Linked DNA regions of Homo sapiens: region 1 is linked to region 2. Evidence: chromatin loops called from intact Hi-C (ENCODE). Cell type or tissue: endothelial cell of umbilical vein. All regions are shown on one strand. Links, peaks and the distances in the headings refer to the core of each region. The heading gives the core; the rest is flanking DNA. Region 1 has its middle 100 kb from the start of MED15. Region 2 overlaps PI4KA (phosphatidylinositol 4-kinase alpha).

Region 1 (16,461 bases), core at 4,445-12,444, 180 kb after region 2:
GTACATAACTCCTAATATGTGGGGTGCCGTGCTTTTTGAAGCCTCCACACCATTTCACAACAACCTCGGGTGCTAGAATGATAGGGACCATTGTCCCTGGGAGGGGCATGGTCCCCAGAGGGGACCATGATACCCAGATGGCTCTTGGCTGTGTGGACCATGGGATGTGCTGGCTGTGAAGAGGGCAGGAGACCATGACACAAGCTTACAACAGGACAGAACTGGAAGGTTCTGCTGTTTCCTGGACCAAAGCATTAATGCTTTTCGTTTTTTTAATTAAGAAAAAAACTGTAATTGTAAAATATACATAACATAAAATTTACTGTCTTAACCATTTCCAAGTGTACAGCCAGTAGTATTAAATACATTCACGTTGTTGTTATCTGTAGCACACAGTACTTCTTTGTGTGTGACTGGCATGCTTCAGTTAGCATAATGGATTCAAGATTAATCCGTGTTACAGCATGTGTCAGAATTTGCTTCCTTTCCAATCTCCAGAATCTTGCAAAACTGAAACTGAACCGACCAGGCATGAGAGCTCACTCCTGTAATCCTAGCACTTTGGGAGACCAAGGTGGGAAAGATTGCTTGAGGCCAGGAGTTTGAGACCAGCCTCGCCAACATAGTGACACCCCGTCTCTCTCTCTCTTTTTTTTTTTTTTTTTTTTTTTTTTTTGAGACAGAGTCTCACTCTGTCGCTTAGGCTGGAGTGCAGTGGTGCGATCTCAGCTCACTGCAATCCCTGCCTCCCGGGTTCAAGTGATTCTCCTGCCTCAGCCTCTTGAGTAGCTGGGATTACAGGCACCTGCCACGGTGCCTAGCTAATTTTTATATTTTTAGTAAAGACGGGGTTTCACCATCTTGGCCAGGCTGGTCTTGAATTTCTGACTTCATGATGCACCCGCCTCGGCCTCCCAAAGTGCTGGGATTACAGGCATGAGCCACCATGCCTGGCTCCCCATCTCTTTTAATAAAAAAAAAGAAACTGAACAATTAATTCCCCACGCAGCCCCTAGCAACCACTATTCTGCTTTCTGTTTCTATATGTTTGACTCCTAGATCTCATATCTAAAGCATTTTTCTGTAGCACACAGTACTTCTTTGTGTGTGACTGGCATGCTTCACTTAGCATAATGGATTCGAGATTAATCCATGTTACAGCATGTGTCAGAATTTGCTTCCTTTTTAAGGCTGCATAGTGTTCCCTTGTGCGGATGTACCATGTTGTGTTTATCTATTCATCTCTCAGTGAACACTGGAGTTGCTTCTATTTTTATTTTATTATTTATTTATTTATTTATTTTGAGACAGGGTCTCGCTCTGTTTCCCAGGCTGGAGTGCAGTGGCATGATCTTGGCTCACTACAGCTCAAATTCCTGGGCTCAGGCGATCCTCCCACCTCAGACTCCCAGTAGCTGGGACTATGGCTGTGCCCCACCACACCCAGCAAATTTTTGTGCTTTTTGTGGAGACAACTTTTTGCTATGTTGCCCAGGCTGGTCTTGAACTCCCGGCCTCAAGCCATCCACCTGCCTCGGCCTCCCAAAGCACTGGGATGACAGGCCTGAGCCATCATGCCCGCTGGTTCTTTTCACTCTATCAGTAGTATCTTTTGATGCTGTATTTTTTTGCTTGTTGCTTGTGATTTGGGCATCATATCTAATAAATCATTGCCAAATCCAGTGTTATGAAGCTTTCTCCCATGTTTTCTTCTGTAAGTTTATGGTCTTAGTTCTTATCCTCAGGCCGCTTACCCACTTTGAGTTAGTTTTTGTCGATGGTGTGAGGGCAGGGCCCAGCTTCACTGTTCTGCATGAGGGTGTTCTGTGTTCCCAGCTCTGCTTATGGGAGACACTGTCCTTTCCCCACTGAATGGTCTTGGCAGTTATCGAGAATGATTTGACTACGTAATGCTCTTTTGCAGGTTTTTGTCGAAATGTGGCTTCAACACTATTCTCTGGAGATGTACCAAAAAATGCAGTTCCCCTCATGCCAAGGTAGGTTTCCATAGTTTTTCTTCCCACCTCCTGCTTCTGACCATGCTCAGCCTGCTGCTTCTTATCCTGCATTTGAGTGAGTTTTCACAGACCGGATGGTGGGAAGCAGAAATCCACCACCCACCCTTCATTCAGAAGCTGAATAAGAAGTGGGCATAGTTCTCTAGTTCCCGATGAGGAGCAGGTGGCATTGCACCCTGATATGTGGACACTGAGGCCTGGAGGTCTGGCCTCTCCAGGGCCTTTCCTGTGCAGCTTCCGGAGCCCCCTCCCTGGCAACAGGAACAGATGAGGTTGTGGCACTTTTGCTGTGGGGGTGGGGGAGCTGCAATGCCTCTGGGAGCCGCGTTCTCGTCTGTCTCCTCCACCATCAGCAGTGCCTTTGTGCTTTCCCATGAAGTGATGGCCCAGGGCAGACCCATGCCCACCATAGTGGCACCATAGTTAGCCTCCTTTGTCTGCCCCCCACTCCCCCACCTCCTCCAGAGCATGAGCAAGCCGCCATACTCATGGTGTGTGGGGCCTGGCGCCCTCCTACAAGCAGCCTGGCCTGCTTCCTCCCCCTCCGCCTCGCCTCTCCCCACTCTCTCTCTAGGCAGCATGCCCTGGGCACACATCCTGTAGTCCGGTGCCCGTGGCGTCTATGCATGGGAGACTTTGCCTTTATTGCTGACAAAGTTCCAGAAGGCTTCATCCAGAATGAAGGATCTGTGGGTGATGGAGTTAAACTTCAGAAGAGCCTCCTGTCACTTTTCCTCCGGTTCTGGAGAAGAGCTGTGGGTCTGTTTCTGCCACAGCCTCTGCAGCCAGTTCTGTGGCCCCATGCTTTGCCATGTGAAGGCTCTCTCAGAGCATAGGTTCCCCCAAATCCTCACCCTCAGCATCACCTGGAAGGAGCACAAGGAAAAGTTGGGGACCCCATCTTGGGCCTCCTGAGTCACAAAGAGCCTGCAGTGCCCTTCCCGCTTCCAGAGCAGACTTACTGCATATGCCTGGCTGGTGCCTGGGGGGCTGGTTGGTTCCTAGGGCCCCGCTTCTCCCTGGCGCCCTAGAACACTTGCTCAGCGCTCTTGCATGTGGCTTGACCTGGCAGGGGCAGGGGCCGCTGCACTGTGTCACCTTCCTATCTGCTGGTTCTGCCTACTGAGTGAGTGGAAACACACCTACTTTCAAGGGCAAGCCAGAAAGGCTCTTCTGGGCTGTCACCTGTGAGGATTCTGTGTCCTCATGGGTCAGGGGAACTGGCAAGGCGTCGTCCCTGCAGAGGGCAGGAGGTGCCTTTCCCCTCTTCTCAATGTTCGCTTCCTCTTGGCCAGACCTTGGGTTGCGTGAGTCCTGCTCAGAATGACTTGCAGTGGTGGGACGAAGTGCCCAGAGATGCTCCACTTTTTGCCTCTTCCAGTTGAGGCAAAAAACAAAACGTGAGAAAACTGGGTGGGTGGGGGTCAGAGAAAGGCAGCTGTGGAGGTCGGGGCCCCCAAGGCCCCTGGCCCTTTGCCGCTTGCCCAGGCCTATGCTGCTCCTGCCATACAGAAATCCCTGCCTGTCTCTGCTAGCTCTTATTTTCAGATGCAGGAAGTGAGGCTCCCAGGGTTGCCCTCCACACCCTGGTTGAATCCGAGGTGCATGCTTGCTCCCTGGTGGCCCCGTGGGCCATAAAGATGGCCAATGGCCCCACAAGCCACCGTGTTCCTTAGGCAAGGGCAGAGACGCACTGGAGAACTGTGTGTCTGTTTCCTGCCTGAGCCCTAGGTCTGGCACAGAGGAAGGCTGTGAAGGGCAACATCTCTCTGCCCTGCTCCTTCCCGCCCTGCTCTGCGTGTTGTGACATCTAGCAGGTGTGTTCTGATGTCTCCTGTGTGGAGCCCAGTGGTCGTGCTACTTGGGCAGGAGGCATGGCGCTCACGGGGCAGGATATGCACCAGGCCAGCTCTGGCTATGCTGGGCCGAAGGGGTGCTTCGGAGGCTGCAGCGCTGCAGGGTGGTAGATTGGAGGGTCCTGGCTGGGGGCCAGCTTAGCCTCAGTTTCCTGTTGCCTCTGGGTGTGTGTGGCTGTGGCCAGGTCCTCGGGGGCTCCTGCCCTTGGGAGCCCTCCATATCTGGAGGGTGGGAGTTCCTGATGCGGTAGGAGAGGTTGCCTCCTGGAGTCAGAGCTGATGCACACACCACCTCGGCTGACCTCCAGGCTGGGGGAGTGCGGAGGGCAGGGCCTGGGGGCCTGAGCCTGTGCTACCCTTGGGGACCTGTCCTCATCCTCAGCTCTCAGAGAGATCCACTCATGGAGGGGACATTGATTGGGTTTTAGACATAGGAATTGATCATGTCATATACAAATTTGATAAATTTCTCAAAACAACCCAGGGAAATCCAGTCAATTACATATGTGTCTTCTCTAGGCAGAGTCCTCCTCCTAGAACATGCTTTGCCAGTTTATTTTCTGGGCCTCAGGATCTTGAGGCCTTGGTGGCTGACAGCATGTCCCAGAGAGAAGGCCCTGGGTACTTGAAGGGCTGTGGTGTGCACATGGCACACACGGTGTGGCCTCAGAGTCACTGGGGAGAGCGGGTCCCATCTGGAAGGGCAGTGAGTTGGGCCCTTCCAATGAGCTGGAGAGGCCTTTAGGCCCCAGCGACATTGAGAGGCCACCCAGGTGACCTGGAGGGTCTATCCGCCCCCAGCCTCCAAGGCTGAGGAGAGTGCTGTCACAGCTCTGGCCTGGCTGCCGAGGAGGGTGCTGCGCTGGTCACAGCTGCTGGGACTGCAGTTGTTTGGATGGTCACTGACCATGCTTTTGTTGTTTTTTTCTCCTCACTTCTGGGCTCGTTCTCATTGCTTTCTTTCTCCACTTCCCCCTCCCATGTCCGGTACCATGTCTCTCCTTCACCACCCTGTCCTCTCATGCTTTTCTCTTCTGCCTCTTCCGGCTTCTCTCTGTTCACTCTCTCAGCTGGAGGTGCTGCACTACCGACTCTGTGTCTCCAGTGCCCACCACAGCCCCCGGCAGCCCAACCTCCAGGCCCTCCACACCTACCAAGTACTGGCTGTGCTCGTTCATTCCCTTCCCCTGCCCGGAGTGCGTGTCTGCGCCTGGCAAAGCAAGGGGCTGGCTGGGCCCAGCTGCAGGTGACTCAGAGGCTAGTTTCAGGCAGAGTGAAGCCCCTGTGTTGAGGGAGGCAGAGATCAGCCTCCAGCCTGGCCTGGCCCCTGGCTTTGCAGACTAGCCTGGCTTGTGGGAGTGGGGTGTGGCTGTGTGTCAGAATGAGGCATGTGGCCTGGGCTGGCCAGACTCCCCACCAGTGGTGGAGGTGTCACAAGTTCTCTGGTGTTGGAGGCTCTGTGCTCGGCCCTGGTTTGAAGAGCTGGAGTCGTGAGGCCTCTGCAGTGGCCCGGTTCACCCCCACTCTGCAGGGCCCAGTGCTAAGGAAGGAGCTGAAGACACAGAGGCCTGGGACTTACGGTAATGTGGGTGCTGCCCTGTTCAGAACTGTCATCCAGCTTGGAGGTTCCATGACCCAGACTGTGTGTGAGGCAAGGGGGTTGGGGAGGACCTGGGGCTTGGCCCTATAGCTCACAGAGGCTGTCAGTCCTTCACCTAGGGAGCCCTGGCCACTCGTAGACACCTGTGGAGGTGGATGAGAATAGGTAGTGACCTCATAGAGGTTGTGGTCTGCCTAGGCACAAATGACAAGCGTATGGATGGATTTGAGGTCAGTGAAGCAGAGTTCAGGCCCATGGGGGATTTCGGGGACGACAGAGTTAGTGAGTCTGTGAGAGCCCGGGGAGACGAGCTGTGCCCACAGCCAGGGGTCTGTCCCGTTCACCCTGCGAAGGAGCACACGTGATTGAATGGGAATTTGAGCGCAAGATGAAAAAAACATGTGGGCCCCAAGTGCCGGTGGGTTGGGATGGCAACCACTGCATGTGATGGCGTCCCTGTTCCGCAGGAGCCACTGGAGAAGAGGGACATGAGGGCTTGGGCCAGGGCAGTGTCCAGGAAGCATCTAGCAACCCCCATGGCAGGACAGGTGACCAGGGAGACCCTGGAGGAGTGAGCTGAGGTGCTGTGAGGCTGGGCCCAGTGGGAAATGCGGGGCTTTGGGTACACATCTTTGAGAAGCAAGCAGGTGTGACTGTGGCCAGGGACTACACATGGGAATGTGGCCCAGGAGGGGTACAGAGCTGAGGGAAAAGTTTGGCTCAGCAAATCTGTGGGAAAATAGCCTGAGAGGCTTTCATGTGACTGCTGGGGGCAGGGGCAGACACTGGCCCCTCCAGACCCTCTGGAAGGACCAGGTGATGTTGGGTAAGTGAACCTGCAGGGGAAGGCAGGTTCCCAGTTCCTATGTGGATGCTGTCCCCTCCCGTGAGCTGCAGGGAGGATGTCATGGCTCAGGATCCCAGGCCAGGATCAGAGGGAGGGCCAGGGGTGAGACTGGAGGAGAAGGACCCTGGTCTAACTTCCCACCCCACTAGTACCATTCTAGTCGGGCCGTATAGGTACTGGTTTTCTCCTTCCTTCCAAAGCAATGCAAATTCATTGCCTAAATACTTAAAGATAGAGATAGAAGAAAATAGCCAGGTACGGTGGCTCAAACTTGGAATCCCAGAACTTTGGGAGGCCAAGGAAGGCAGATTGCTTGAGCTCAGGAGTTTGAGACCAGCCTGGGAAACATGATGAGACCCCTGCCTCTACAAAAAAATAGAAAAATTATCTGGGTATGTTGGTATGTGCCTCTGGTCTCCGCTACTCGGGAGGCTTTGGTGGGAGGATCCCTTGAGCCCAGGAGGCAGAGGTTACAGTGAACCGACATTGTGCTGCTGCACTCCAGCCTGGGTGACAGAGTGAGACCCTGTCTCAAAAAAAAAAAAAAAAAGAAAAAGAAGAAGAAGAAAATACCTCCATTCCCAGCCTCAGCCACTGATCTGTGGGGTGTGTCTCCTGGACCTGTGGGGACATTTTCCTGACGGGCAGACTTGAGTGGGCAGTGATGTGAGCAGTGGTCCATGTGGGTTCTGCAGCATCCCAGGATATACCCAGAGGCCGGGCCCTGCACCAGTCTCAGCATCACAGATGTGTTGAGGCCCAAAGGGCTGGGGGTAAGCATGGAGAGGCGAGCATGTCCACTCGGACTCAGGGGCCCACCCTCAGTGCCCCCTTCTCCTGCCCTCATCCACTCTTGATGCTCCCCCCTGCCCTCTCAATGCTGAGCAACCAGAGAAAGCCCACAGCCAGCAAAAAGGCTTTCCTCTTGGGTGTAGGTCTCCAGGATCCTGCTTGTACATTGTAAATCAAAAGCTTGGCCTGTTAGCTTGACTGTGCTCTTGTCTTGGGGTTTTCCTGACCACAGGTCTGTGGGCAACAGAGGAATTGATGCCCAGCGCTTCTCCCAGGGTGAGCCCTCATCCAGCTGTGTCCAGAATGAGGAGCAGATGGAAGGAATTGGGGAGAAAAGTGAAGGTTCTTATTTTTTGAACAGGGTCTTACTCTGTCACCCAGGCTGGAGTGCAGTGGCACGATCCTAGCTCACTGCACCAAGAACACCTGGGCTCAAGCGATCTTCCCACCCTAGCCTCCTGAGTCACTAGGACTACAGGTGCACACCACCATGCCCAGCTAACTTTTTAAAATTTTTGTAGAGACAGGGCCTCCCTATGTTGCCCAAGCGAATCTCGAATTCCTGGCCTTAGCCATCTTCCCTGGGAGACCCTGGATCCAGAGCTTGGGGGTGACATCGGCCTCCTCCTGCCATGAGGATCAAGATAGGCAGCAATGGCCAAGGGCACAGTCTGGCGGGCCATAGCCCTGTGCCACCCACCGCGGGTGTGCAGCGGTGCAGAAGCAGATGCGTCTGTCTCAGCGAGTTCTCCCCAGGTAGGCTGTGTGGGCGCTGGGCCAAGCACTTCCCTACCACGAGCTGGTCGCAGTTCAGACCAAGCAGTGCAAGGCACACCCGCTGGGTGTGAGGCACAGTGGTGGCCCCACTCTTTGCCTGGCTCGTGCCTCCTGTGTGGAGGCAGATCAGCTGTCCCAGGGCGGGCTGTGGTCAGACCTGGAGGCCACGTGCTGCAGCCCTTCCCAGGCCCTGACTCCTCTTCCTCCACCTAGGAGTCGTTCATGCCCACCAAGGGGCACATGCTGGTGGTGCGCCTGCCACTGAAGCACCTGCACGCCTTTGCCGACAGCCTGAAGCCAGAGCAGGTCTCACCTTTCGTCCACTCCCACACCACCAGCCCGCTGGGGGAGTTCAAACAGTGGGTGGCCCTTGCGGCTTCCAGCCGCTGCTGTCTCCTCCTCGTTCCCCTCCTCCGGTGTTGCCCACGGCGACCTCTCCCCGGGGCATGGGGGGCAGGGTGAGGGGAATCCCTTCCTGCTCACAGAGCACGTGAGGCCTCTGGAGGGCTACGCAAGTGCCTTCTCAGCTAGCCTGGTGGGGCTGCCGGCTGATCTCTGGCTCCCAGAGCCTCTCTCTCCAGACTGGCCAAAAAGGCCCCATCACGGTGCCGTCTCTTGCTCCTCCCCACCCGTCAGGAGAAGGGTTGGGGCGGGTCCTGACTCCCAGGCCCATCGGGGCTGGCAGAGTGGGCTGTTTTGTGTGGGGCTGAGGTGAGGTGTGTGCAGGAGATGCAATGGCTTGGCCGCCTGCATGCTGTGTCCTCGGGATGCTCCCTAACCTCGGTTTCTTCCTCTGAAGAATGGGGCTGAAACCAGCTCTTACCACTCAGAAGTGCCTAGTGCTCTCTCCCAGCAGAGCCAACCCTCACTAATGGGAACCCCGGGCTCATCTGTGAGCAGGGCCACCTTACTGTGCAAGCGGCTGGTGACCCTCCCCTCCTCTGCAGGCCGCTGTCCCGAGGTTAGTCCAGCAGAAACTCTACCTCTTCCTGCGGCATTGCTTTGGCCACTGGCCCTTGGACGCATTGTTCAGAGCTAGGAGTGTCGGCCCCATCACATGTGTGCCTGTGTCTTCTGTGTGCCCCAATGAGGGAGGTCCCCTGGGGTGGATGAAGGAGAACAAGTGTTGTCACAGAGACCTTGGAGAGGAGGGGGCCTTGGAGGGCCACGTTGTTCTTTCTGTTTCAGTTTCCAAAGGCAACCCTCAGGCACAGCAAAGCCCTGCCCCATCCCACCTGTCTGGTGCCAGACAGGTTTCTACTCTTACGCAACCAGGTAGCACTGGGTCCCGTGGGCCGGGAAGAGCCCGCCCATGACCCTGGCTTCTGAAGAGCAGTGAGAGAACCAAATCTCACAGGGCTGTGCGCGTCTCTCCTGCGCCCTCTGGGGGACGTGGGAAGAGCCAACTTAGCTGCCACCTGGGTACCTGGGTTCCAGGCCATCAGAGGATTTGGCCCCAGCCACTGGGCCTTCAGCACACACCTCCCCCACAGGTCCTGGAGGTGTGGCTGAGCTACCTGCAGCCATGGTGGTATGCAGCTGACAAGCAGGCTGCCAGCAGCAACTCCCAGCCCCAGTGTGTCTGAGAAATGGTGAGCCCTGGCCCCCTCTCCTCACATGCCACTGGCTCCCCTGGGCAAATGTTGCTCCAGTGGGTGGAGGCCAAGACAGCGGCCTGTGCTGGGGTCAGCCTGGCCCTGGCCCTCTCCCAGCTGCTGCTGAGTGGAGCACAGACCAGCCCTTCCTAGGCTCAACTTCGCCAGGCCCTAGAATGGGTTTCTCATGGAAGCAGTGGGTGACCTGTCCCCTCTCCCTTCTGGCCCAGACAAATTTTCATGGTGACCCCCAAACTGTTCCTTAACCCTTCCTTACCAGCACAGAGCAGACCAGTGGCCACCTTCCCCTCATCTCCTGCTTGATCCTCACAGCAGACCCCCCCAGGCTTCCATGGCACCTGGCGTGGCCACTGACCTCTCCTTTCCTTGCCCGAGGCCTTCCCCTTTGGACCCTCTGGGGGATCCTCCCTCAGCCCCCTCAGGCTCTGGGCTGGCCTCTGCCATGGTGGCTTCAGTCCTCTTGGAAAGGGGCCTCAGGCCTGCTAAGGATGCAGCAACCTCAGAGGGCCTGGGTCTCACCTGCCTGTGTCCTGCCCTCCCTGCCTGCCAACAGTCTCCTGAGCTGTCATCCATAACACTGCACAGTTAAGGCTGAGACCGGCTGGACCCTGCCTGCCCTGCAGCCACCAGGCACCAGGCACTGGGTGGAAGACCGCAGGTATACCCACAGAGGGGGTCTGCACAGACCAAGCTGCGGGCCCATGGCACCACAGTTTCTCCCTGGCAACTCGTGGCAGCATCCTTGGGAGGCGGTCTTGGTCTCTGGCATGCGTTTGTCTTGGCTGGGTTGGACATTGGCTTCTGTCACTCCTCCTGGTGTTTGCCCTCCTGCAGACACTGTCGGGGGCTCTGTGAGCCACCAGCTCCCTCATTTGCCCTCCCCATGTCGGCCACCTGCTACATGGGAGACACTGCTGGGCAGGACCTCAGGAGGACACCCCTGGGTCATGGCTCCCCAGATACCTCGGAGGCATCCTGAAAACCTGTGGGCAGCAACCAGGTTCTCTGTGCCCCCGGAAGTGGGCGCTAGGTTCGTCTCCTGCCTTCCAGTTCGAGCAGCTGTTCCCGGAGCCGGAGCTCGTCATCCCCCTACCGCCAGCACCGACTCTTCACAGCCTGCACATTCGCCAGCAGCATCCTGTCATAGTGGCCACCAGTGGTCACTGATGCCTCCTTCAATGTGAAGAGTCACATCTATGGCCTGGAGGGCCAGGACTGCAAGTACACCCGATGTTCGGGCCCGAGGCTTACACCCTGGTGAGTGGGTTGGCGGTGCCCCTTCACAGGACCCCTGGAGCCACAAGGCTGAGCAGAGGCAGGGAAGTGCTGTGTTCTGGCGGGAGGGAGGGAGGTTGGGCGGAGAGTTGACGCACATCTCCTTTCCCCGTTTCAGTAAAGTCTGATTTGTTTCTGATAACGAAGGCAGTGTTGGGAAATTTCACATTTAGAAGATCATTCTTTAGTCTTTAAAAGTCCTCCAGCAGAAGCTGCTCCTCCCGTCACTCAGTGATCTGGCTGTGCACCCATCTTAGGGCCCCCAGCCAGCCTGCCTGGGTGGCAGTACAGGCGTATCCTGCCGGTGACCTGCCCTCGCCTCCCTTGCAGGTCCTGCACCTTACTCAGCTCATCACGCAGGCCAAGCACACGGCCAGGTCCATCTCGGACCAGTGTGTGGAGACTCCAGCTGGCCACTCCTTCCTGTTGTGGCTGGGCTTTGGCCCCACAGACACCAACGGCTCCTATTCAGCCATGACCTGGGCGAGATGGGGCAGGACAGCGTCCAGAAGATGGACGAGTGCCTGGAGGAGGCCCTGGCGTACCTGCGCCAGATATTCCGAGTATGAGCAATGGGGCCTGTTCCACGGCCGTTAGGGTCCCCTTCCCCGAAGGATCCACTCCCCCTTTGCCCATGGTCAGCATGCATCCGTCCCAGGCCCCATGCAGATGAACCCGGTGTTGTGGGAGGCAGGCCCACACCCCGAGTGTCATGTCCGGGTGCTCTCGTTGCCACTGTTAGAGGCTGGTGGGGTGAAGACTGGTGTTCCTTTGCCTTGACACTGAGGGCAGAGGAGCTTCTCTCTCTCTGGTAGCTCAGTGAAGTGCAGCTCACGCAGAGTCTCTCACACTTGCCTTGGACACCATCCAGGATGAGAATGGAAAGAAGCAGCTCCGGACTGCATCGCGGGTGAGGACAGACTCATCCCCACGCCCCTGGGCCAGTACCAGGTGAGAGGCCCAAGTCCCAGAGGTGCATGGGTTGGGCCCTGACGTGTCCCCAGCTCCCTCCTCCCCTGTGAGCAGAGATGGCTTGGCTCTTCTGAGTTGTGTGCAGGGGCCATGTTTCCTTTTCTCTTCTTTCTTTTTTTTGAAACAAGGTTTCCCTCTCTTGCCCAGGCTGGAGTGCAGTGGCATGATCTTGGCTCACTGAAACTTCCACCTCCTGGGTTCAAGCGATTCTCCCACCTCAGCCTCCTGAATAGCTGGGATTACAGGCACATGCCACCATGCCTGGCTAACTTTTTTTTTTTTTTGAGACGGAGTCTTGCTCTGTAGCCCAGGCTGGAGTGCAGTGGCGCAATCTCGGCTCACTGCAAGCTCCACCTCCTGGGTTCACGCTATTCTCCTGCCTCAGCCTCCTGAGTAGCTGGAACTACAGGTGCCCGCCACCAAGCCCAGCTAATTTTTTTTTGTATTTTTTTTAGTAGAGACGGGGTTTCGCAGTGTTAGCCAGGATGGTCCTGATCTCCCGACCTCGTGATCCACCTGCCTCAGCCTCCCAGAGTGCTGGGATTACAGGTGTGAGCCACTGCACCTGGCCAATTTTTGTATTTTTAATAGAGACGGGGTTTCATCATATCGATCAGGCTGGTCTCTAACTCCCGACCTTGTGATCCGCCCGCCTCGGCCTCCCGGAGTGCTGGGATTACAGGCATGAGCCACTGCACCTGGCCAGGGCCATGTTTTCTGGCCCAACCCTATAGCCTGGGTTTCTAGATCATCAACAGGCTGCAAAGGTTTGAAATTGAGTACCAGGGGGACCCGGAGCTGCAGCCCCTCTGGAGTTATGAGATTACCAGCTTGGTCTGAGCATCCTTCCGGCTGTCATCTGCCATCAAACACAGAGTGAGTGGGCAGGAGGGCTGGCCTGGCCTCTTCAGAGAGGGTTCTGGGTGCTCCTGCCTGGGGTGCAGTCTCAGGGTGGCCTGTGGGGGTGGGGTGCAGCTGTCCTGAGGCCTGTGGTGCCACCACCCCATGCCCCCGTGCCACTGCCTGCGCTTCAGTTTGCAGACCAGATGGCGGCTCTGTGTTCCTGAGATGACTTCCTTGCCAGCTTCTGTTGCTACCACCTCACAGAGCCCACGCTGGCCAGCGGCCACAGGCTCAACCTGCACTTCCTAGGCAGCTACCTGACACTGCCCTGGCTACTGCTGGCTTTCTTCATGGCCTCTCTGTTCTGCATCAGGCCCCTCACCTGTGCACTGCTGTTCACCCTGGGCTACGCCCTCTACTCCTTGGCCATGATGTTGCTGACCAGGTGGGGAAGCTGCACCAGCCCTGATGGCATTGGAGGTGGGAGGCCACTCCAGGTGGGAACATGGTTATCTTTGGGCTCCTGGTGGGGGCAGGGGGGTTCCTGCAGTCGTGGATGCATCTAGGGGAAATGGGACTAAAAAGGGAAGAAGGTAGCTTCAATAAAATCTAGTGCTTAAAGACACAGCAACTGTTCGATGATATTGAAGTATTCAAAATATATGACAACTACAGATTCACTGACAGAAACCACCACGGGGTATCTCACACCTTCATTCACCCCACAGATGACACACCAGGGAGAACAGCGTCTCGGTGGTGATTTTTTTTTTTTTTTTTTTGAGACAGAGTCTTGCTCTGTAGCCCAGGCTGCAGTGCGGCGGTGCGATCATGGCTCACTGCAACCTCCGCCTCCCAGGTTCAAGTGATTCTCCTGCCTCAGCCTCCCGAATAGCTGGGATTACAGGCATGCGCCACCATGCCCAGCTAATTTTTGTATTTTTAGTAGAGATGGGGTTTCACCATGTTAGTCAGGCTGGTTTCAAATTCCTGACCTCATGTTAGCCACCCACCTCAGCCTCCCAAAGTGCTGGGCTTACAGGTGTGAGCCAGCGCGCCCGGCCAGTGCTTTGTATTTTTATGTAAACTCAGAATACAGGTATTTTAGGGCCTGTGACCAAAAACCAAACCAAGCTTGTAACTCCACCAGGGATCTGAATAAACCTGCCCTTGCTTTTGAGTTTTCCGCCGCCTAGGCTCAGTATCCAGGCGGTTCACCCATACAGGGTCCCTGACCACGTGGGGGCTGTGGAAACAACTGCTGGGCACCCTGTTGGCCCCTCACCCCAGTGTCCACGGGCCTGGCCCTCTGGTTTCCTTTGCTTTCCTTGCCCAGGGGCACAGTAGACTCGGCAGCAGCAAAACCAAGGCGCATATTAACACTGAAGTGCCTGAGACAGAAAGGGGCTGGGCCGGAGCCATGTGAATTTTGCCTTCTACTCAATATCAACGTTGAGTAGATTGGCCTGTAATCCCAGAAGTTTGAGAAACCAAGGCAGGGAGGATCACTTGAGTCCAGGAGTTTAAGCCCAGCCTGGGCAACACAGCAAGACCCCATCCCTACAAAAGATTCAAAAAGTTGGCTGGGCGCGTGGCCCACGCCTGTAATCCCAGCACTTTGGGAGGTCAAGACAGGCAGATCACCTGAGGTCAGGAGTTCAAGATCAGCCTGGCCAACATGGTGAAACTTTGTCTCTACTAAAGACATAAAAATTAGCTAGGTGTGGTGCCACCTACCTGTAATCCCAGCTACTCGGGAGAGGCAGGAGAATCACTTGAACCTGGGAGCTGGAGGTTGCAGTAAGCCAAGATTGTGCCACTGCACTCCAGCCTGGGTGACAGAGTGAGACTCCGTCTCAAAAAAAAAAAAAAAAAAGATTCAAAAAGCTAGGTGTGGTGGCTCACACATGTGGTCTCAGCTACTTGACAGGCTGAGGTGGGAGGATCACCCGGGCTCAGAAGGTCAAGGCTGCAGTGAATGATCACGTCACCGCACTCCAGCCTGGGCGACAGAGCGAGACTCTGTCTCCAAAAAAAAACAAGCTGACGACCTGAAACATATGCCACCATGTCTGTGGCTTCCAGAAGCTCTGAGGATCTCGGGAGTGGCTGGGGACTGTGCACTCAGCCCCAGGGCAGCGTCTGGCCAGGAATGGAGGCAGACACAACCTACTGAGTAGAGAACTAAGAACAGCAAAGCCAAGTGAGGAGGCAGGGTCTTGGTGGTTGGGGCCTGGACACTGGAGAGAAAAGGGGACTACTGGCACGAGAGCAGAAGCAAAATGCAGTTGGGGGTTCCCAGCCAGGAGGCACTGGGGGGGACTTCCAGGGAAGGTCTGGGGTTGGAGCAACCCAGGAACCAGTTCTGGGGCACAAGGAGGAGGAAGCTCTGGGGACTTCTAGGAGGGAGGCTGGTGGCCGGGGTCCTGAGGAGGCCAGGCTAGAGGCAGGAGTTCTTGCACATTCTCGTCTCTCCACCCCGGACGCCTCCAGAGTGGTTTACTCTAACCGCCACCACCTCCTCAACTCCTAGGATGCCCTCAACTTTTTGCCACTGGACCACACTTCCCTGCTGTGAACAGGCCAAATCTAGATGCTTCTCAGACCTCATGGCCTGGAGCCTCTGGCAGCACAGCTTCAGGCTCTCCAGACACCACCCCTGCTCCCTGCACCTCCACATCCCCCTCCTTGCACCAGGCAACGCTATTCCCCTGGAACCCATTTGTGGCCCACTCTCTTCCATGACCAACACATCCTATCTCTAGGATGTACCAGCACCCACATGATCCCAGGTGACTCAGATTCTGATCGCCTCATGCAGGCGACCCACAAGCAGAGGCCCTGTGTAATCAGGAGAACTCTATACCTTTCCTCTTGGACATCAAAGAGCAAGTTAGATCCCCTAAATGGCCAATAACTCTGACATTTCCAACATAGAGAGGACTCTTTGTATTTTTTTGAGACGAGGTCTTGCCATGTTGCCCAGGCTGGAGTGCAATGCACCATCATGGCTCGCTGCAACCTCCAAATCCTGGGCTCAAGCAATCCTCCCACATCAGCATCCCACCCAAGTAGCCAGGACTACAGGCACGCACCACCACACCCTGCTAATTTTTAAATTTTTTTGTAGAGATAGGGGTCTCACTACATTGCCAGGCTGGTCTTGAACTCCTGGGCTCAAGTGATTTGCCCGAAGCGCTGGGTTTATAGGTGTGAGCCACCACACTGGAGAGAGGACTCTTATGTAGCCTTCACTTTAAAAATTAAGCTAGCTTCCCTTGACTCTCAAAACCAGAATTCTTAGCAGAATTTTCCCAAGTGAGAAGGGGCCGAAATATATAAAATTATTTCCCAATCAAGAATTTCTACTTTTGGCCAGGCACAGTGGCTCACGCCTGTAATCCCAGCACTTTGGGAAGCCGAGGCAGGTGGATCGCCTGAGCTCAGGAGTTTGAGACCAGCCTGAGCAACATGGTGAAACCCCATCTCTACTAAAAATATAAAAAATTAGCCAGGCCATCATGGAGGCTCACACCTGTGGTCCCAGCTACTCAGAAGGCTGAGGTGGGAGGATCGCTTGAGCTTGGGAGAAAAAAAAAAAAAAAAGAATTCCTACTTTCTCCCAACGAGTATTCCAGCTATGAAAATCACCATTGACTTTAATATCCATGTGAATCTTTGTACGCCCTTAAGAGATCAGAAGAATGCAAAGAAGTGAGAAGAGGAGGAGGAGCAAATGCTTTCCAGCCACAGCAGGAGGCTGGCACTTTGGAGGGTGGAGGCCTTTTGACACCCAGCTCAGCCCAGGGGAGCACAGGGTCAAGCCGAGGGTCAGTCACCAGGCAACTTCTCTCTCCACTGTTGG
Region 2 (8,000 bases), core at 1-8,000:
CCCACAGTTCTGGGGTACTGCACAGACCCTCCCCAGGATTCAGCACACACCTGTCCTGTCCTGAGAACATGCCCTGCTGTGGCACATTGTGGTGCTCAAGTGACTTCCTCTCAGCCTTTATCATACCTGGAGTTATCCAGGAATTTGGATTTGGCTTTTGATATTTGAGCTTCAAAAAATAGAGAATTATAACAGATACACAGTAAATGTGGCTACATTTATTTATCTCTAGTATGGGAGACATGGCACACACTGTCCTCCAGGTCACAGGGAGGCAACAGCAGGAGGGACTGATGGCATTCATCATGGATTTGAAAGGTCAGGCTTTGAGAAAATTAAGCCCTAACATTAGCCCAGGGCACCCCTCATATGTCTTGAGGTGGCTTCTTCCCTGGACATCAAGAATGGTGCTAGTTGTGTACCCTCCTTGGGAGAGGTAAGGAATTAGTCACACCACTCATTTCTGTGCTTGGTATTCAGATGAGGGGCCTGGTGGAGAAAGGCTTGAGTGACAGAGTCAGGTGTGCAAGGATGGGGTCACCGGAGCGGGAGGTGCTTAGGACGCGCTGCTCAGGTTTGCTGTGAAGAGTGGGGAGGTGAGACCCTCTAGGTAACAGCAGACACACTACAGTTACAGTGACTTCTATGAGCTTACAGCATGGGCTATTGTGCAGAATTGATTCCAACAAGCCTCTCTTCTTGGTCGTTTCTAAGCTCCTCTCATATGGGCCTCGAATTCAGATTGGTAGCGTAAACTACGTAAATGATGCCAGAACATCTCTGTTCTCGTTGTTGGAATGGAAACAAAATGAGGGTGCCCCCAAGGCACTTCAGACACCTAGACCTCCACCTCTAGGACCTGCTGGGGTTGGCCACTCTTCCCATGAAGAGCAGGCAGCTGGTGCGATGCTCGTAGATGAGGAAAAGAAAGGGGCGGTCGACAGTGAAGCGGACTTGGGTGGACAGCGGCATGAACCCCACCGTGGTCACAGTGGTGGCTTGGGTGCCTTCCTCGTTCACTGTGATCGTGCCTTGGTGCTTGAACTGTTTGGAAAGGAAAGTTGTCAGATTCTGGAGGTCAGCACACAGAGGGCTAGAGTTCCCAGCACAATCTCATATCATTCAGGGAAAGGATCCAAAGACAACATGTAAGGTGGAAATCACAGCTGGTCAGAGTCACTCTTGAAAATATCTGTCACCACCTGTCAGGGGCAGCCGTTGCACTTAGAGGCCGGCTAGGTTCATGTTCCCTCTTGGCAGTGCCTGTGGTCTGAGGGTCGTGGGGGCTGGTGCAGGACAGCCACCCCAGCTCCAGCTCCCCACACTGCTGCGCACTTCTCCGGGATGGGGAACTGGGTCTGCTGCACTGTTTGGACTGGTGTTCTCTCTCTTTTGCTGAGCGCCCGATTGGTTTAAGTTAAGTATGTGTATAGTGCGGTGTTTAATGGCTCTTTCATGATTTGGCTGGGGGTAGCTATTTCCCAGACCGCAGCACATGTCTCCCCTGTCTCTGGTGTCAGCGGGAGTGGGGCTCACCCCATGGCTGCTCTTGGGATCCCCCCTGCCCAGTAAGTGTCTGCCAGGTGCCGTGCTCTCCAGCTGGCATCCATGAAACTAGGCATTCTGTGTATCCCACCCAGGCCGAAGAGCAGACTCAGCACCCCAAGCTGGGACATGAGATTGGGGGGTGGGTAGGAAGGGCAAGTGGAGGTGGGGCTGTGCTGAGGCAGACCCTGGGGACGGGTCGGGGGTGGACAAGGGAGTGGTTACCAGGTCGATGGCGATCCTTTGGTCTGAGATGCCTGCCATGTTGCCATTTTTGTCAAACAGCATCCTGATCCCCATCAACTTCAGGGACTCCACTAGATTGTAGTTCTTCTCCAGCTTGAATTTCGGCAGAAGCACTTCTCGAGTTCTAGACAGAAAAGGAAAGGGGGGCCCAGTTTTATTGAACCACAAGTTACAAAAGAATCATGATTTTCCCTTTAAAGGGCCACGGGTTATATTTATCACAGAATTGATATAGCACTTATTAAAATTTATATTCCGGGACTGTCAGTTGAGGATTTTAGGAAGCACACTCCTTTGTAATTCCGCTACTGAAAACTGAGGTGTGTTTTCTGTTGCATGATTATTTCCTTGAGACTGTATGGTTCGTTTCCTATCTTCAAGGTTAGCAGCAGAACTTTTCCTGGTTTATGGTTTAAAAAGGCATCTAAAATAATTCTCTGGTTTGGTTTCCCAATTTTAGGCATTTGGTTTTTTTTTTGTAATTAAGGAGTCGAATATCTGGTAGTGTACTTTTAAAAAGAACCTTTCCTGTATATACTAGACAATGCTGAATATTCTCAATCTTTGCCTCAACTTACTCAATCCCTAAGGGGGCGGATAGCAACAGTAGTGCCTGTGGAGTTAGTCTGGCACTTTGCAGGGGATAAAGAGATTTAAGGTGCAATCCCAGCTGGATGGGCAGGAAGGCTTGATCTTCTTCACTCTTTTACCTAGCTCATACCTTGCACCAAGTAAGATCTCAATTAAAAGTCAAATGGGCCAGGCACAGCGGCTCACGCCTGTTAATCCCAGCACTTTGGAAGGCCAAGGCAGGAGGACTGCTTGAGGCCAGGAGTTCAAGACCAGCCTGGGCAACACAGCGAGACCTCATCTCTACCAAAAAAAGTTTAATTAGCTGGGCATGAAGGTGCACGCCTGTAGTCTCAACTATTCAGGAGGCTGAGGTGAGAGGATCACTTAAGTTCAGGAGGTTGAGGCTGCAGTGAGCCATGATGATGCCACTGCACTCCAGCCTGGGTGACAGAACAAGACCCTGTCTCAAAAAAAAAAAAAAAAAAAAGATGCAGTCCCTTTCTCAAGAGCTGCCGGGCTGCAGGGAGGAATGGAAGGAGGCAGGTACAGAAGGGACGTTGTTAAGGAAAAATTCACAGAGCATGATGACTGGCTACCCGGGCAAATACCTTCCTCTGAGAGCCTACTTTTCTCAGTTTGGTTGCATATGTTTGTATTCTTGTCCTATAAGGAGGTTCAAACCAGAATCACTTCTTCATATGGGCCTAGCCAGTATCCAGTAAGACAGAAATAAGACCTCTCCATTCTTTCTGCCATGACCCAATAATAATCTCAATAAGTACTTAACACCTGCAGTTTTAACTACAAAGTAACGAATAATAATAGAGGAAATCATGAATGATGTGTCCTCGGTAGGCTAAGAGGACCTTGGAATTTCCTGGGCAGGGAAGAGTTGAGCCAATCTTTTTTTGAGTGCCTCCTAGGTTCCAAGTACTGGGAGGGGCGCTCAGCATCGCTGATTCTGTTATTTTCTCAAGTGACCCGGGGAAGTAATGGAATTATACCCATTTTAGGGATGATGAAGCTGGGACTCGAAGCCACAAAGCAAGCACCAAGCTGTCTCTAAGTCATCTGCCTCTAACTTCTGAAACTGGCCCCTAGAGGGCAGATGTGTCCCTTATGAATGCTCTCTAATCATCTCTTATCTCAAGCAACAAATTGGGGCTGAATTAACAGAGTGGCCCTGTATGGAAGTTCTTGGGTACTTGTACATAATTCTCCCTTTTTAAAAAAATGATCCATTTTCCAGTATTCCCAGACACCCCCAGCATCTGGGAGCTCAAAAGAACAAACACACAGTGTGAAATACCTGTTTGTCATGCTTTTTTGCCATCTCTCCACCACCCGGGGTGTCAGTTGCGCTTCGAGGGTCTTCATCCCAGACATCTTGTGTGGGACCACAATTAGCATGCTGATGCCCCCCACGTATTCCAGCTGGAGGATGTCGCAGTCCAGCTCCTGGTCATTTGCTGCGAGGAAGTTCCCCTTGGTCTGCATCATGGAAACCTTAACTACCTCTCTCTCATTCAGCCGGAAGTTGTGGTTGTGTGTCATTTCCACTGGGAATTTATTCACCCAGGATCCTGTAAAGGCCACAGGAAGAGGCTGTTATGAGAAGGTTCCTTTAGGGAAATCGTCTCACCCTTGAGAGTGAATCTGATTTCCCTGGAGGCCTCATTCAGATAGCCTGCAGAGCCGACCCCACAGTCTCTTGATTCCTGAGGCCTGATTTGGGCAGAAATTTGCATTTCTAACAAGAGAGGTTAACGAGAGGTTACCCGGACTGGAATAGTTTCTGGAGTAGGGTCTGATACGAACTAGTTGTTTGACCATGGTAAGGCACCTAACTCGCTTCTATTTCTTCATCTGTCACATCTGTCAAATGAGTAACTTTGAGCTCTTTCCAGCTTTTATTACTGTTATTATTATTTGGTTTTTGAGACCAGGTCTCACTGTGTCATGCAGGCTGGAGTGCGGCGATGCCATCATAGCTCACTGCAGCCTCACACTCCCAGGCTCAAGGAATCCTCCTGCCTCAGCCTCCCTCCCCAGTAGCTTGGACTACAAGCACATGCCACGCCTGGCTATTTTTTCTTTCTGTCTTTTTTTTTTTTTTTTTAATTGTAGATGGGGTCTTGCTATGTTACCTAGGCTGGTCTCAAACCCTTGGCCTCAAGCAATCCTCCTGCCTCAGCCTTCCAAAGCACTGGGATTATAGGCATGAGCCACCCTGCCAGCCTCAGCTCTGTCTTGATGGCCTTCATCCCTCACACTGTGATTCTGTAGTGACTAACAAGACATTTGGGTGATGCCATGTTGCCCTTAGGATCACCACTGTAGATATGGGGACAGTGCTGTGTATCCAGGAATAAGCCCATGTCTATGTTAGCTCTAAGATGTGAGTAACTAATAGTAATGGGTGACTAGTAGTTGAGAACTGGCCATGTGCCGGGCATTCTTCTCAGCACCTTTCCTGTATTATCTCATTTCTGCTCCTAGCAACATGCAAGTTGTGTGCGTTTTGTTATCCCTCTTTTACATATGAGGAAACAGAGGCACAAAGAAGTGAAGTAACTTGTTCAAGGTTTCTAGCTGGTGGGTAGAGCAGCCAGGATGAGATGAGCAGGAGGTGTCTTGGAGGTTGAAGTACCAGACAGCTCCTGCCTGCCTGTGAGTGAAGCTCGATTCCCTTCTCCCTGAGTCTGCCTCACCCAGGGTTTCTCAACCTCAGCATTTTTGACATTTGGGCCACATAATAGTTTGTGGCAATGTGGGCTGCCCTGTGCATGGTAGGGTGTTTAGCAACATCCCCAGCCTCCCCCTTCTAGATACCAGTAATGCTTACTCCAACCCCCCAGGTTGTGACAACCAAAAGTGTCTTCAGACCTTGGGGACAAAATTGCTCTTTTGGGAATCACGGCCCTTTCAGTTTGGATGGAGCTGTCCCATGTCTCTTGGGATTCTTTCCTTCTGACTTCCTCATGAGAGCCTGCCTCTGTTTATTGTGCTTTACAAAGTGATTATCACATTAAAATTAGAACAAAATTAGTAATGGAGATGATTCCATATGAAATTAAGTGAAATTAAAATTACACTTCTAGACACTCGTCCCCTTTGAGAAGCATCCATGAATGATTGGGTACTCCTAGCATTTGATCCCTTGTGATGCCCGGCATTGAGTGACTATTCTCATGATGGGGAAAGGAAGCAGAAGCATTTGCACGTGTGTTTACACTGTGGTATGACACGGGTTACTGTGTTTAGGAGATTGTCAACTGACCATGCCTGATCATTTCTCCACCTCCATGCAGGCAGGGATGGCTCACTGCTGTACTTCTCTGCCTGTCCCTGAACCCTCAGCCAGGGCTAATGCAGAGGCTCTTTGGTGTACTTGGGGGGCTCCAACAGACCAGTAGGTTGGAGGACTTTGATGCTGCCAAAAATGCTTCTGCCAGCCTGTTCTAAAGTCAGTCCTAAACATAGGTTATTTGCTAGTAGAAGTAAAATAAATGTCACTAACAATATCATATGTTTATCATATTGTACTAGTATTGTAATCTACAGTTTCATTCCCTCAAATTCGCTGAGCTCTTGTCATGTGCCACTCTGTTGCATTGCCATCGCTTATGGTTCTTCCCTCGGCCCTGTCAGAGTGGGTGTCATCTCTGTGATAAAGATAAGGAAACTGAGTCATAGAGATGTTGAATGACTTGTCTGAGGTCACACAAACGAGAAGTGGTGAAACCAGCGCTTAGACTCTTGTTTGCTCAATTCCAAAACTTGTACTAATAACCTGTAATGAAAAGGATATGTGTGTTCATCATGTACATGTGGTCTCTGTGTGTGTGTCTGCCGCAAGCCTGTTAGAACTCAGCCTTTGATTCCACCCACAGGAGGCCAGCATTGTGCCATGCCTTGGGGTGGAAACCTGGGTGTCAGAGTGACCCTGCTTGGCCTATCCAGCAGAATGCCTGCCTTGTAGAGCTGCAGGGGCCTCAGCCAAGGCACAGAGCAGGTGTGTGGACAGATCAGGAGGGGCTCTGGCCCCCTTTCCCTGAACAGAAGCCAGGAGCTGGGGGGGGTCTCCTTCCTTCGCCTGGGCTGCTATAAAACCACGGGAGCTAACTAGCAGAAAGCACTGGCCTCCAAGTACTGCCCTTTGCAGGTACCTGGTAGTCCTTGGTGGCAAAGAGAAGTGGTTGTGTGTCACCGCAATTAGTCCTGAAGCCGAACCATTCCTCGTGTTTCCCCTTCCACACTCTCAGCTTAGAGAGTAAAGTAGAGGTTTCTTCTGGTCTGGTCCAGGTGAGGATATTTGAAAAGAGAGGTTTGGATTTTACAAATCCATGCTTATTTATTCCTAGGATTCCAGGGGTCCTATGTGTGTGTGATGGGTGTGGGGTGACCTCCTTAAAAAGTGCCCTTGTGCTCAGCCCAGAACAGTTGCTGGGGAAATAGTAATTTATTTCTCCATCCCACCTGCCCAGTAGTTCAAAAGTATCCTGAAAAGCACTTGTAGGTGTCAATGTCAGCTGCTCAAGCTGAATAGTTCACAGGTGCATTTCTTTAGCCTTTTGTCTATATTCCTGCTTATTGATAATTGGGAAAGGAAAAGAGAAAACTCAAATCCAGGCTGGCCAAATGCTAAAACAGTTTTTGTATTATTTCTTCCAATTTAACAGATTGCTAGGGTTGGCCTCCCTGGGTTCAGCTTTGGCTCTGCCCCTTAATAACTGGGTGCCCTTGGAGCATCGTTTTACTTCTTTTTTTTTTTTTTTTGAGATGGAGTCTCACTCTGTCGTCCAGGCTAGAGTGCAGTGGCACAGTCTCGGCTCACTGCAATCTCTGCCTTCCAGGTTCAAGTGATTCTCCTGCCTCAGCCTCCCAAGTAGCTGGGAGTACAGGCACCCACCGCCAGGCCCAGCTAATTTTTGTATTTTTAGTAGAGCCAGGTTTTCACCATGTTGGTCTGTTGGTCAGGCTGATCTCGAACTCCTGACCTCAAGTGATCTGCCTGCCTCGGCCTCCCAAAGTGCTGGGATTACAGGCGTGAGCCACCGCGCCCAGCCCATCCTTTTACTTCATGTGTTGGTGGCTTCCTCTGTAAAATGGGGATGCTAATAACAGTGATGACCTCACAAGGCTGTGTTAAAGCACAGAGTTAGGGCTCAGTAAGTGTCAGATGCTACTGTCACTTCAGCTTGGCCTTCCCTGTCCCCGTTCCAGAGTCAATCTTGTGTCTAGTTTTCCTGGATAAATTATAGCTACAGTACAGTTCTTGGCATTCAATCTACCCACATACAAAAATAGTATGTTGTGGGTTTGCTGTGAGAACTGTAAAGGTGCCTCTTACCTTTGAAGTAGATGCAGTTGAGAATCATCATCTGGGTAGCAGGGTCTATATTCTCCAGAGCATCTTTTATGAGGCCCTTGGTGAGCTTCATGATGTGGTTGTTGGTTTTTGATATGAAGGCAGGGTCTGAGAAGTCAGCTATCTGGGCCTCAGCAAAGTAATACTCTCTTACTTTAGTTTTGAAGTCAAGCAGGATTGGAAACTGCTTCTGGATATAAAGGTCATTGACTGACCGCAGTGTGTACCCAAAATTCCTCCTGAAGAGGCGATGAGTCAGCTTACG

Evidence for each region. Hi-C counts contacts between places; a loop is a spot of excess contacts. Peaks named below come from ENCODE experiments on the same cell type or tissue, not always from the same donor. Only the 100,000 strongest peaks of a DNase experiment are listed, where the experiment ranks them.
Region 1: it touches region 2 in a loop (26-fold over the local background); 8 of 110 quality-filtered maps call a loop at or near these places.

Annotation. Positions count from the first base shown.
Region 1 is chr22:20,599,199-20,615,659 of GRCh38, reverse strand. It overlaps the pseudogene CCDC74BP1 and the pseudogene SMPD4P1. Among named protein-coding and RNA genes, the nearest start is that of MED15, 100 kb to the right of the region's middle. RefSeq lists an enhancer at 4,659-5,257 and a silencer at 14,983-15,173. In endothelial cell of umbilical vein, for the core only: a CTCF peak has its summit at 9,307 (motif pointing left); a DNase peak (open chromatin) is centred at 9,229; H3K27me3 peaks cover 144 bases.
Region 2 is chr22:20,779,919-20,787,918 of GRCh38, reverse strand. The region is part of intron 19 of PI4KA (phosphatidylinositol 4-kinase alpha); the gene reads left to right. It overlaps SERPIND1 (serpin family D member 1), which reads right to left. Exons shown (of 5, transcript NM_000185.4): 2 at 7,718-8,000; 3 at 3,674-3,947; 4 at 1,771-1,915; 5 at 199-1,044. The coding sequence ends at 853. Among named protein-coding and RNA genes, the nearest start is that of SERPIND1, 9.8 kb to the right of the region's middle. In endothelial cell of umbilical vein, for the core only: a CTCF peak has its summit at 3,455 (motif pointing right); DNase peaks (open chromatin) are centred at 3,468, 3,928, 4,768 and 7,988; H3K27ac peaks cover 3,825 bases.